Linked DNA regions of Mus musculus: region 1 is linked to region 2. A link is a loop called in an ENCODE intact Hi-C map of the cell type or tissue named here. Cell type or tissue: heart. All regions are shown on one strand. Each heading gives the region's core, and the rest is flanking DNA. Links, peaks and the distances in the headings are about the cores only.

The links. Hi-C counts contacts between places; a loop is a spot of excess contacts. Peaks named below come from ENCODE experiments on the same cell type or tissue, not always from the same donor. Only the 100,000 strongest peaks of a DNase experiment are listed, where the experiment ranks them.
Region 1: it touches region 2 in a loop (8-fold over the local background); 2 of 42 quality-filtered maps call a loop at or near these places.

What each region holds. Positions count from the first base shown.
Region 1 is chr1:134,241,560-134,247,521 of GRCm38, reverse strand. No RefSeq gene overlaps it. Among named protein-coding and RNA genes, the nearest start is that of Adora1, 9.1 kb to the right of the region's middle. In heart, for the core only: a CTCF peak has its summit at 3,131 (motif pointing right); DNase peaks (open chromatin) are centred at 2,011 and 3,121; H3K4me3 peaks cover 252 bases; H3K27ac peaks cover 1,949 bases; H3K27me3 peaks cover 766 bases.
Region 2 is chr1:134,117,792-134,123,753 of GRCm38, reverse strand. The region is part of intron 1 of Chit1 (chitinase 1 (chitotriosidase)); the gene reads right to left. Among named protein-coding and RNA genes, the nearest start is that of Chit1, 9.5 kb to the right of the region's middle. In heart, for the core only: no CTCF peak of the experiment used is centred there; a DNase peak (open chromatin) is centred at 3,383; H3K27me3 peaks cover 416 bases.

The DNA of each region.
Region 1 (5,962 bases), core at 1,967-4,466, 120 kb before region 2:
CAGAGAAACCCTGTCTCAAAAAAAAAAAAAAAAAAAAAAAAAAAAAAAAAAAAAAAAAAAGAAAGAAAGAAAAGAAAAGAAGAAGAAAAAACAAATAAAATCTGTTTTTACATTCATTTATTTGTTGGTGTGTATGTATGTGCATGTGTGCGTAAGTTAAATGATATTTGTACCTGATTCTCTTTAGGGTGTGGCTCAGCCCTTAGCATATACCTTTAGTCCCTCTGGCTGGAATACCCTTAGTATTGACTGTTAATCCAAAACAATCAAGGTAAAGTTAGTTTGTAGAAGGAAGCCCCCATGTTTGAAAGTGATGTCTAATCGAGTGGCAGACAAAGTGACGAAAAATTCGACAGAATAGGATGTGTCCATCCAATTCTCATGAGAAGAGAGAGGAAAGGGAAGCTACTTAAGGGAGAGATAGCCGGGACAGGAGGATGAGAGTGCAGCACAAGAATACAGGAGAGTTCGTGGAGAGCAGTGCAGTGGAGTTGAGAGGGAGAGACAAGCAGCCCGAAGGGAGATGGAGGCAGGTTTACTGGGAGAGCTTAACAGAGACAGGTTGAAGATAGAACAAGCTAGAAGAAGGTGAAGACAGAACAAGCCAGAGAAGGGGAACTTAGAACAGATTTCTAGAGTTAGCTTGAGGCCAAGCAGAGCAATTCAGAGGCTGAGAGCCAGATTGAATACGTCAGCTGGGAGAGGAGTTTAAGCCAGAATAGCTGAGTTGAATCAGCCAGTTAGAGCTCAGAAAGAATTAGGAAAGGGTGAGCTAACTCAGCAGTGAGTCTCAGAGGCTGAAAACGTTTTAGGCCTAGATAAGATTATGCAGAAGCTAGAAACTGGGCCTTGGTTAGCGGAGTGAAGCAGTAAGCCTCAGAGATGACAATTACATCAGGCAAATAAAGGTTACAGTTACGTGGGTGTGTGTGTGTGCGCGCGTGTGTGCAAGTGCACTCACACGTGCTCTTGTGGAGGTCAGAGGATCACTTTCAGGAGTCAATTCTCTTTCCACCATGCTGGGCTTGAGGACTGAACTCAGGCTGTCCGGCTTGGCAGCAGGTGATTTTATCCACTGAGTCATTTTACTGGCCCAGGTAGGGTGATTGCTGTTGTTTTTGTCTGTTTTTTGTTTTTTGTTTGTTTTTTACAACAAACTCATTTGCAGAATACTTGTAGGTTACAACTTCCTCAAGAACAATAAAAGCCAATACCTGCACAAGCCTGTGAGTGCCATAATGTATATGTGTATATAACTTATGCATGTAAGTGGTACAAAATATGGCAAATGCTTGGAAATACCCCAAAGCGTTCACGGTGGTCCCTCTGTGCTCAGAAGGGTCTGGGTAGGGAATTGGTAAGGGAATTTGAGCTGAACTGTAGTGGCTTCACTGTCAAGAAAAGTATAGTCAGTCCAGGACTGCTGGTACACATCTGCAATCCCAGCACTTGGGAGGCTGAGAGATAATCAGGAGTTCAAGGCCAGCCTGGGCAACATGAGTACCTGTCCAAAAAAAAAAGGTAGAAAGACGATACAGAAAGAATTTGATTTCTTGGCTGGGAGATAACTTAGTCACAAGTGCGCGCGCGCACACACATGCACACACGCATATACATGCAATTTCCCAACGCCTTGTTTTTCTGTTTGCCATTGTACATTGTTAAAGCGCCTTGCCACAGAAATGAGATTAGAATGTGTTTAAAGATGCAAAGGTCCTTCTGCAGTGAGCGGGCTGTTCACTTTCTTCAGGTGGGAAGGTTCTAGGTTGTTTGGAACATTGTTGGTGGCCTGGGCAGAGAAGAAAGAAGATGAAGTCACCGGATTAGATCCTGTCTCTCAGCCGAGCCTTCCTACCCACCCTAGGCAGGTGGGAGCTAGGAGCTTTGCAATGGAGTCTTTGCCCTAAGTCCTAGACGGAGGACAACAGATGGGGCCACACAGCCCTGACGCCCAGACCGAGGGGAACAGGTGGAGGCTGAGGGGTCAGAGTGTGAACACTGGCGATTCATGAGGGCTACAGGTGGGCGGAGTGCCCAGCACAGGGACAGGGACAGCTGGGCAGCATGTGGGCGACAGAGGGAACAGGGGAAAGGGGGGGGTGGAGGCCCAGAGAGCAGAGGACAAGGAGAGGGGTGCAAGAGGACAGCCCCCTCCCCACAGCTGTGGCAAGAGTGAGGTCAGAGGTCCCAGGCTGCTACGAAAGGTCTAGAGGGCTGCGGGGTGAGGGAACACATTGATCAGGCAGGGTGCCCATCTTTGTCCTCCTTCAGCCCCAGCTGTCCTTTGTGTAGCATTTGGGCCACCCCAGCAGCTGTGCCAGCCTTTGGCTGGGTCAGAGACTGGGCAGCCGAGGGAAACAGCTGCCACCCCTCCTGTTGTAGACTGGGTGGAAGAGCAAGGAGTTGGCTAGGTGGGGAAAATCTCAAACACGTGGCAGGGCGGTGCCCTACTCCTCGTGGACAACTCCTACCTGCCATTAGTTACATGTTAGGGTGGGAAGGGCCAAAAAGCTATGCAAACATCAGTGCTTAGGGGTGTGTGTCAAATGCTCAAGTGCGACCAACTTCACAATACCACCAAATCCTCCCAGCCACACACATAGAAAAGTCGATAGTTTGCATTTTATAGACGGCAAAACTGAGGCTTCCTGGTCACATTCCCAGTTAGGGACATTTGAGCCAAATTTACTAGGCCCTGGAGGCCTTTGAGGAGAATTGGGTGACCTAGGGTTCTGTGCCCAGACGCATGGTGTTCCCAGAAGTACTGGAGGTGGAAGGTCTGCGATGAACCACTCCTGAGGCAGGCTGGCCGGAAGCAGACGGTGCTGGGAACCCCGTCTTTGAAGATTTCCCCAGAGCAGGGAGGGCTCCCAACACATGCTCTTCGGGCATGTTCAGGAGATTTTGCCTGCAAACATAAGAAGCAGCGGGGCTGGTAACAAAGGATTTGGATTGGGCACCAGGAGACCAAAGTCGCCATCGGGGTGGCATATTTGTTGGACATTCCTAGGGCTGGTCCCCTGGGCCTTCCAGCTGAGTTCCAGCAGCTCCACCTCATTCGCCACGTTCCCCAGAGTTGTCACCTGATTGTGTCCGCCCTTCGGCTCAAAGCCCCGCCCAGGCTCCAGTGCGCCAGCAGGGGGACCCCGAGCTCCAGACAAGGGCACTGAACGTTGATCTGTAGCCTCTCTGCCCTCCCTCAGCCTCTGTAGGCTGCAAAAAGGGAGAATTATTGCCATGTCACCCGCGATGCCACGAGGGGCTAAAGAACCCACAAAGATAACGTGGTTCTGCTGTCTTGAATCTCATTCTGGACCGTCTGCTCCGGGAGCCGCGCCGGCCCTGTGTGATGAGGTTGTCCAACTTTGGGGTGATCGAAACAGCTCAGTGGTGGAGGGCTTGCCTTGCAAGTGACACCCTGGGTACTGGGGAGGGGAAAATGAAGACGTCTAGACATCGAAAGACCCCTCTGTCCCTAGCACGAGCGACCAGGTCGAGTGACTGGCTTTTAGGAATAGGAGTTAATTTCTGGTCTGTGGGTCCATAGAGGGGACCGATGGTCTGCCCAGCCACAGACCATCTTTCTCAGGTCATCTCTCTTTTCCGGCCTTAGGCAAGTGGCCCTGCTCAGGGTGTGAATTTCTTCCAGGTTCAGGACTGAGGTGAGGTGGATTTGAAGGGAGTGTCTGTAGAATGGCATTTAGAGTTGTGCTTAAGATCAGGAATGGGCGCCAGGCTAGGCAGAGGGAATGAGCCTGTGTGACCGGTTTGGACTCCACAGAGTGAGGAAGGAGGCTCAGTGTCTGCACGCCTGACTTCCATGCCCGCTGGAGAGGAACACAGCCTATGAAAATGTGTGTGGTAGGCCTTCTGACAGGCTCACAGCCCCAGGGCCCCAGCTGAGCAAACCCCACCCCAGTTGGTGCTCAGCTTAACAGGATGAAAACTTTGCTGGCTTCAGTGTCTTCAGCCCTCGTGCCTCAGACTGGTACACGTGGCACCACACTAAGGCACCACTGTGAGGTGACTATGCTCATCGCTACTATTGCTTTTCTGTCCCCTGAGCTCTGATGTGTGTGTGTGTGTGTGTGTGTGTGTGTGTATACTGAAGACTGGGTAATCAAAATGTGAACTGTCCATGAAATGAAGTCTTCTCCAGCCATTGAAACTAAGCATTGAGCTAATGAGATGGCCTGGTGGTTAAAGGAGTTTCACATGAAGCCTGATGACTTTGAGTTATAGCCTCAGAAACCATGGTGGAAGGAGAGAACTGACTCCCAGAAGTTATCCCTCTGACCTCCAAATAATTGAAGGAGGAGCATGAGGAATAAGAGGAGGAGGAGGAGGAGGAGGAAGGGGAAAAGGAGGAGGAAGAAGAGGAGGAAAAGGAGGAAGAAGAAGAGGAGGAGGAAGGGGAGGAGGAAGAGGAGGAAGAGTAGGATGAGGAAGAAGAGGAAGAAGGGGAGGTGGAAGAAGAGGAGGAGAAGGAGGAGGAGGGGGGAAAGGAGGAATAAGAAGAGGAGGAAAAGGAGGAAGAAGAGGAGGAGGAAAAGGAGGAAGAAGAGAAGGAAGAAGAGGAGAATGAGGAAGAGGAGGAAGAAGGGGAGGTGGAGGAAGAGGAAGAGGAGGGGGAAGAGAAGGAGGAAGAGGAGGAGGAGTAGGAAGAGGAGGAGGAGGAGGAGAGAACTGATACATGCTACAACTCAGATGGACCTTGAAACATTAAGGTATTCAAAGGAAGCTGTCACAAAGGACCACTGAGGAGCATCCACAACAGGCAATTCTATAGAAGGAACAGTTTATCACTGAACTGCCCAGCCCTTTAATCTTAACTATTCATAAGAGTTGAACCACAAGCTTGAGGCTAGCCTGGGTTATACAGTGAGAATCTGTCTCAATCCTGCCCCCTCCCCCAAAGATTTGTGTTGCCTGGGGCTGGGGAGGGGGAGTAGTAGTTGCTAACGGGCACAGGGTTTTTAGAGGGAGATGATGAAAATGTTCTAGACAGAAACGGTGCTGATGGTTGCACAATTCTGTAAATACAGTCTCAGAACTGAGGCCTGTACACTTTAAATGAGTGAACTTTCTACTATATAAACCATTTCCCAATAAAGCTGTTAACAGTTTTTAAACTGGATGTCCTGAATGTATTCTGGTAACTCTAGTTGGTGAACATTTGGCTTGTTTCTGCTCTGAAGCTATTTTGAGTAACACTGCTGTGAAAACCTTAGCCTGTCTCCCTCCTTCCACATTCTGAGGGCCCGCTCTCCATGATGTGCTGGAGGGCCTCTTCTTATCAAAGGGCAGCGATGGATGGGTGGGAAAGGAGGGGGCCATGGAGAGAATTGGGAAGCCAGCCTAGCTAGCATCTAACAGAAGTCACATAAATCCCTCCCTGCCTCGATTTCCCCTTCTGCCCAGTGAAGGGGAGAGGAGGCAGAGTCCTTTTCCTGACTTCTTGCAGGTGGTGTTGAGTCCAGGAAGCTGTGCTGTTCAGCATACAGTGGGCTATCCAGGGTGGCATTTGTCTGTCAGTGGTGGGGCCAGTCTGTTTTCTTTTGACTGGTGGAGGGTCAGTGAGTCTTCCAGAAGGACCCCTCTGGGTACACAGAGAGTCAGGGAAGCCAAGAAATCCATGACTGGCACCTGGTGAACAGGACTGTGGTGCAGGCTGGGCTTTGGCCACCAGAGGAGGAGGAGGAGCAAGAACGGGGGCAAGACCAAGTTTTTATTGACATGAAATGTTGTTGACAAATTATTGGCTACGTATCAATAGAGGTGCGCTTCAGACAAAAGCCTGGGAGCATCCCGGAAACACTCAACAAAGGACCGGGGGCCTAGGGAATGGGGGAAAGTCAGGGATTTCCAGGTCTGTGAGCAGGTAGAGCGTCAGGCACAGTGCTGAGTCCGGTGAGCTGTCAGTATCTGCTTAGGTCCCCATGGGCTTGCAGAGGTAGTGTGG
Region 2 (5,962 bases), core at 2,027-4,526:
CCTGTGGAAACATTGGCTGTTAGTCTATCTCTCGCTCCTTTTAATAATTTCAAGATTTTATATTTCTTTGTTCTGATTTACTCTCCTATACAGTAACAGGGCATTTTGTTTGTTTTGTTTTATTGTTGAGGATTTACCCCAGCCTCACACAACTGCTAGGCAAGCGCTGTCACTTAGCGACACTCGAGGCTTCCTTTACCCCTTTAGCAATGCTTCAAGCCATGACTCTATGAATTCACATCTTTGACTTTTAGAGATTTCTCAATCATCCTTTCCTCAGATACTCTTTTTTTGAGACAGTATCTTACTCTGTATCCCATGATGAGTTTGAACTCCTAGCAATCTCTTTGCCTATGAGCCACCACACCTCGCTATTCCTACATTTTGGCCTTCATACTCCTTTTTCTCTTCCCTTAGTCTCTAATTAATTATATGTTAAAACGTCTCAATTCTCACGTATGCTTCTTGTTCCCTATTTATTCTTCTTCAGGTTTTTATTGTCTGTGATTAACTCTGAGCATTTTTTCTTGCTCTATCTTCCAACTGACTAATTTTCTCAGCGACCTCATCTAATCTGCTAAATTTTTTCTCTGAGTTCTTAAACTTGATTCTTCTCTCCCTTTTCAGTCTCACAATTCATTTGAGTCTTTTTCAAGTTGGCTTTTTTTTTTTCCTTACATAGTTTCCGGTTTTCTGGAAAATTTCTCCCCTGACTTCTGTTTTGAATACTGTAAGTGCAGATGTGTTTTCTATAATTCCTGTGTCTTAAGTCTGTTTGATTCTGTTTTTGTGGTCTCTGTTGATTTACATTCCTCTTGTGCTTCTGTTTATGTTGCCAAGTTCAACTTTGTATCATTTTTGTCTTTTTCTTTCTTTGCTGAAGTAAACTTACCTGTAGTAAAATGTAGCCATCTCTTCCCCCTCCACCTGCCTACTGGGAATGGAACCCAGAAGTCTTGTGCATTCCAGGCAAGCATTCTGTATCTAGTCACACCCCGGCTCTTAAAGTGCTCATCTCTCTGTTTTTGTTGGTGTTTGAGACAGGGTCTCACTATGTAGCTCTGCCTGTCCTGGAAGCCACAGTGTAGAGAAGGCTGGCCTGAAGCTCACAGAGATCCACCTGCTTGTGCCTTTCAAGTGCTGGGATTAAAGCTATGTTCCTAGCTTTGACGTGTTCATCTTAAGTGTACAATTAATTGAATTTAAATAAATGTATACTTTGAGATAGCCCACATTCCTAACAAATCATAGCACCCCCCCCCCCGCTTTTTTAAAGAAATGTATCGTATTTTTATGTTTTTGTGTCTGTCTGCATGCAAGCCTGAAGTACCCACAGAGGCCAGAAGAGGGCATCAGATCCTTAGAGCTGAACCCTGGAGCTTACCAACCGACCACGGCTGACCAACAAGCCCCAGAGGTCCTCCTGTCTCTGCCCCGCCATCACTGGGGTTCGAGATCGTGCTACTGTGCCCGGGGATTTGAACTCAGGTCCTCAGGCATGCACAACAGGCACTTTGTCAATGGAACTTCTCAGCCACTCCTGGCATCTTCCTAGGAAGTTAGCCTTTTAGCTCCTACAAGCAAGTGAGAACATATGCATTTGTCTTTATGTGTCTGGGTTATTTCCCGTAATGCAGTAACCTTCAGCTCTACCCATACAGCTGAAAATGATGTTTTAACTCTTTTCTGGCTGAGAAACATTTTGTTGTGTGGAACTCTCTCTTGAAACACCAGGACTCTATTCCCACCAAACACAATCCCCTGCCAGACTTCCCCCAGCTTTTTCATTGGATGCTTTTATGTGATTTATTTATTTATTTATTTATTTATTTTGGTTTTTCGAGACAGGGTTTCTCTGTGTAGTCCTGGCTGTCCTGGAACTCACTCTGTAGACCAGGCTGGCCTCGAACTTTATTTATTTATTATGTCTTTTATTTTTGAGGTTAAAATATAATTACATCATTTCCCCCCATTCCCTGTCCTCCTTCCAACTCCCACAATGTACCCAGCCCTTGTTCTTTCTCAAATCCATGGTCTCTCGCGACTAACTTAGATACTTAAGACAGTTAATATTGTCCAGGTACACCGGAGAGGGGTTATCTAGATCAGGTTAGTAAAGCAGGAAGAGCCTGGGTCCTGACTACATACAAAGGAGAGGGAGGGCCGGGGCCACACGTTCATTTCTCTGCGTTCCGACTACAGACAGGATGTGGTCATCTGCCTGAAACCCCCGCCACTATGATGTACAATGAGCTGCACCTCCAAACCTCAAGCCAGAATAAACCCTTTCTCCTGTAAGTTGCTGTTGTTGGGGTATTTTAACCTAGCAATGGGGAAAGCAGCTAAGACATAATTGGATTTTTTTTCCAAGACAGGGTTTCTCTGTGTAGCCTCGGCTGTCCTGGAATTCACTCTGTAGACCAGGCTGGCCTCTCGAATTCAGAAATCTGCCTGCCTCTGCCTCCTGAGTGCTGGGATTAAAGGCGTGCGCCACCATGCCCGGCTAAGACATAATTGGAATTGGAGTGTTTGTCACTGTCTGGTTGATGTCACAGTGTTCTCCAGATTCCTGTCGTAGCATGTGACAAGATTGCTTTCCTCTTTGAGGATCATAAAACCTCCCTTCCATGTAGATGTCACATCTTTCTTACTCATTTTCCTGCTGCTTCTCTGGCGTGGCCATCATGAAGGTGATGTGACAAGGTGAACGGGCGAGTGTCCTTTGACATCTGCCTTCAAGCCTTTGTGCTGTCACCAGAAGTGTGATCACCGGATCACAGGATGATCTTGTTGAGAAATTTCTGTATCTTTCGTGTAATTAAACTATTTTGCCTCTATATAGACACTGCGTAAGGTTTCGACTTTCCCATGTCCTCGTTATTTTCTGTTCTCTTAAAAATAATTTTCTGAGCACTTCACCACATCCAGCCACGTCTTTAACAGCAGCTGGCATTGCACGCGGCTTTGATTTGCATTTCTCTGTTAATCGGTGATAATGCTCATCTCTTTCACATCCACAAACAGCTACTCAGATCCTTTGGTGAAGGGACAGGGGGTGGGGGAGAGGACAGGGAAATCAATCAGAACGACAATTCGTGACCACCTCATTTGAGCAACAACAGTAGCTATTAACAAGAAGACATAAAATAGCACTTGGTGCAGGAAACCCTGCATCTTATTGGTGCAATGTAAGATGCTCCACCCAACCCATCTGCCAAAATGTTGAGATTTCTCAAGCCCTTTGCGGGAGTATGACCTCTTCAGGCTCGGGAGTCTAATTTAACTAAACATTGGCAGATTTCTGCTTAGGAATTACCTAGCTCAGTAATACTGCAGCAGCGCTGGTGCTGGAGTAAACTGATGCTGGAGCGCCACCTAGTGTGCGTCTCTGGTATTCCACACTGAGGCTTGGGGTCTCTCAGCCATCAGGTCCAGATGCTACTGAAGTCCTTTGGCAGTACTCCTCTGTTTCAGAATGTTGGTTATTTGTTCTCTCATCCCTCAGCCTGGAGGAAGTGGGAGTTTGGAATTTCCTCCCAACTGCTCTGCACATGGTGGAAGATGAGTATGATTCAAATGGAGAAAATTACAGAAATTTCTACCAGATTTCAATATGGCCGGCTTCACAATGACCCAGGGAACAAAAAGCTCCCAATTGATTTCTAGATTTTTCTAGGGCCAGTTGGTCTCTGAATTATTAAATTTATGTCTCCATAAGGGAGGGGGAAGATCCAAGACTTGCTCTCCCACTATTTATGGACACCATTTCCCACTCTCGGGTGAGTCTTCTGATAAGCAACAGCCTTTGCGATCAGTGAAGACGTGTTTAGTTTTAATAAACATTTATAGAAGAGCCTTTCACTAAGTTCCATTAGTTAATTAAAGGTAAACTTTATCCTTTATGGTTTGTGTAATGCTGAGAATTAAAATGGCCCCCACAGGCTCATATATCTGAATAATTGATCTTCAGTTGGTGGAACTGTTTGGGAAGGATTTGGGAGGTGTGTTTCTGGGGGACAGGCTTTGAAGTTTCAAAAGAGCCAATGTGTTTCTCTGCCTGGAGCTTATGTCTCAATATGTGAACACTTGGTCACTGGTCCAGCACCATGCCTGCCTGCCTGCTACCTGCTGCCTGCTGCCTGCTGCCTGCTGCCTGCTGCCTACCTGCTGCCTGCCTGCCTGCCTGCCTACTGTCTCCCTGCCTGCTGCCTACCTGCTGCCTGCCTGCCTACTGTCTCCCTGTCTGCTGCCTACCTGCTGCCTGCCTGCCTGCCTACTGTCTGCCTGCTGCCTACCTGCTGCCTGCCTGCCTGCCTGCCTGCCTGCCTGCCTGCTGCCTGCTGCCTGCTGCCTGCTGCCTACCTGCTGCCTGCCTGCCTGCCTACCTGCTGCCTGCCTGCCTGCCTACTGTCTCCCTGCCTGCTGCCTGCCTGCCTGCCTGCCTGCTTCCATGCTCCCCACCAGGATGGTAATGCAATCCAGCCCTCAAAAAATGGAAAGCCCTAAATAAACTCTTTCTTCTATAAGTTGTCTTAGTCATGGTGTCTTTTCACAGTGTTAGAACAGTAACTAAGACAGTTTGTGTTTCCTGTCCTGTCTAGAAAAATGCTTAATCACACGAACATGGATCTGTCTCAGAATTCTCTGATTGTCCTCTATCTATCTATCTGTCTGTCTGTCTATCTATCTATCTATCTATCTATCTATCTATCTATCTATCTATCTATCTATCTATTTATTTTTGGCAGAGTCTCACTAAGCTCTTCCCTGCCCCACCGCCCTTTGTTGGCAGAGTCTCACTAAGCTGCCCAGACAGGCCTTGGATTAGATCTTCCTTCTTCAGCTCCTGAGTACCTGGGTCACAGGCTCGCCCCCCCCCCCCAGGCTTGGCCACGTGCTGTCATGATTTATGTAAATTTACAGAGAAATTTGAAGCGAGGTCGTGTGAATCTTCTAACTCTGCTCTATTGCCTTCAACATTTCAAGGTATTTCTGGCTGTTCTGATACCCTTCGCATTTCCATACGAAGTTTTGAGGGTGGTCAGCTCTGTGAAGTACTGAGATTTTGTTTGGGCTTTGCAGTAATTATCCACATCATTCCGTGGAAAGTTGGTGTCTAGAGTTCTCCAGTCAATAGATACGGCATATAACCTCCATTTCCTTAAGTCCTTTCAAGAAAGGTTTATAATCTCTGAGAGTTAAGAGGTCACACACATTTTGTTTTCTTTACCACTAATCCATGGTTTTCTTTTATAAGTGGCAATTAAGGTTTCATTTTTCTGGTGTTTCTGTCAGCATAAAGAGTGACCACACAGCAGGAATTGGCAGGGCATGCTCATCTATCCTCTGCAAGGCCCTGAGCAAAGCATGGCTACGTGAATAAAACAGAAGTACCGCCATTTCTATGGGCTGTGCCTGCATCTTGAGACCTTTTTTAATTCACTTATTGACTGAAGCAGTTCTTCCAGAAGACTCTCGGATTTTCTACCTATGCAATCATGACATCTTCAGATAAATAGCTGACCTTTTATTTCTCAATCTAAATAACTTTCATTTCTTTTCCTTCCTATTATATCATCGACCACAAACTACATGCAATATTGAATGACGGTCATAGTGACCATTCTCACCCAAGTGGGGTGTATGTGTGTGTGTGCATACGTGTGTATCTATGTGTGTGTCTTTATATTAGCATGTCTGTGAGTATATATCTGTATGTGTGTGTATCTGAGTTTGTGTGTCTGTGTTAGTGTGTCTACATGTGTGTATCTGTGTGTTAGTGTGACAGTATGTTTCTGTGTGTCCATGTGTATCTACATGTGTGTTTGTATTAGTATGTGTGTGAGTGTGCTGTGTGTGCCTGTGTTAGTGTGTCTATGTATGTCTGCATGCCCATGTGTGTTCATTAAAAACATTTTGGGCTGAAACAGTTCTTTTGTTGTTGGTGAGCTAAAAGCTATAT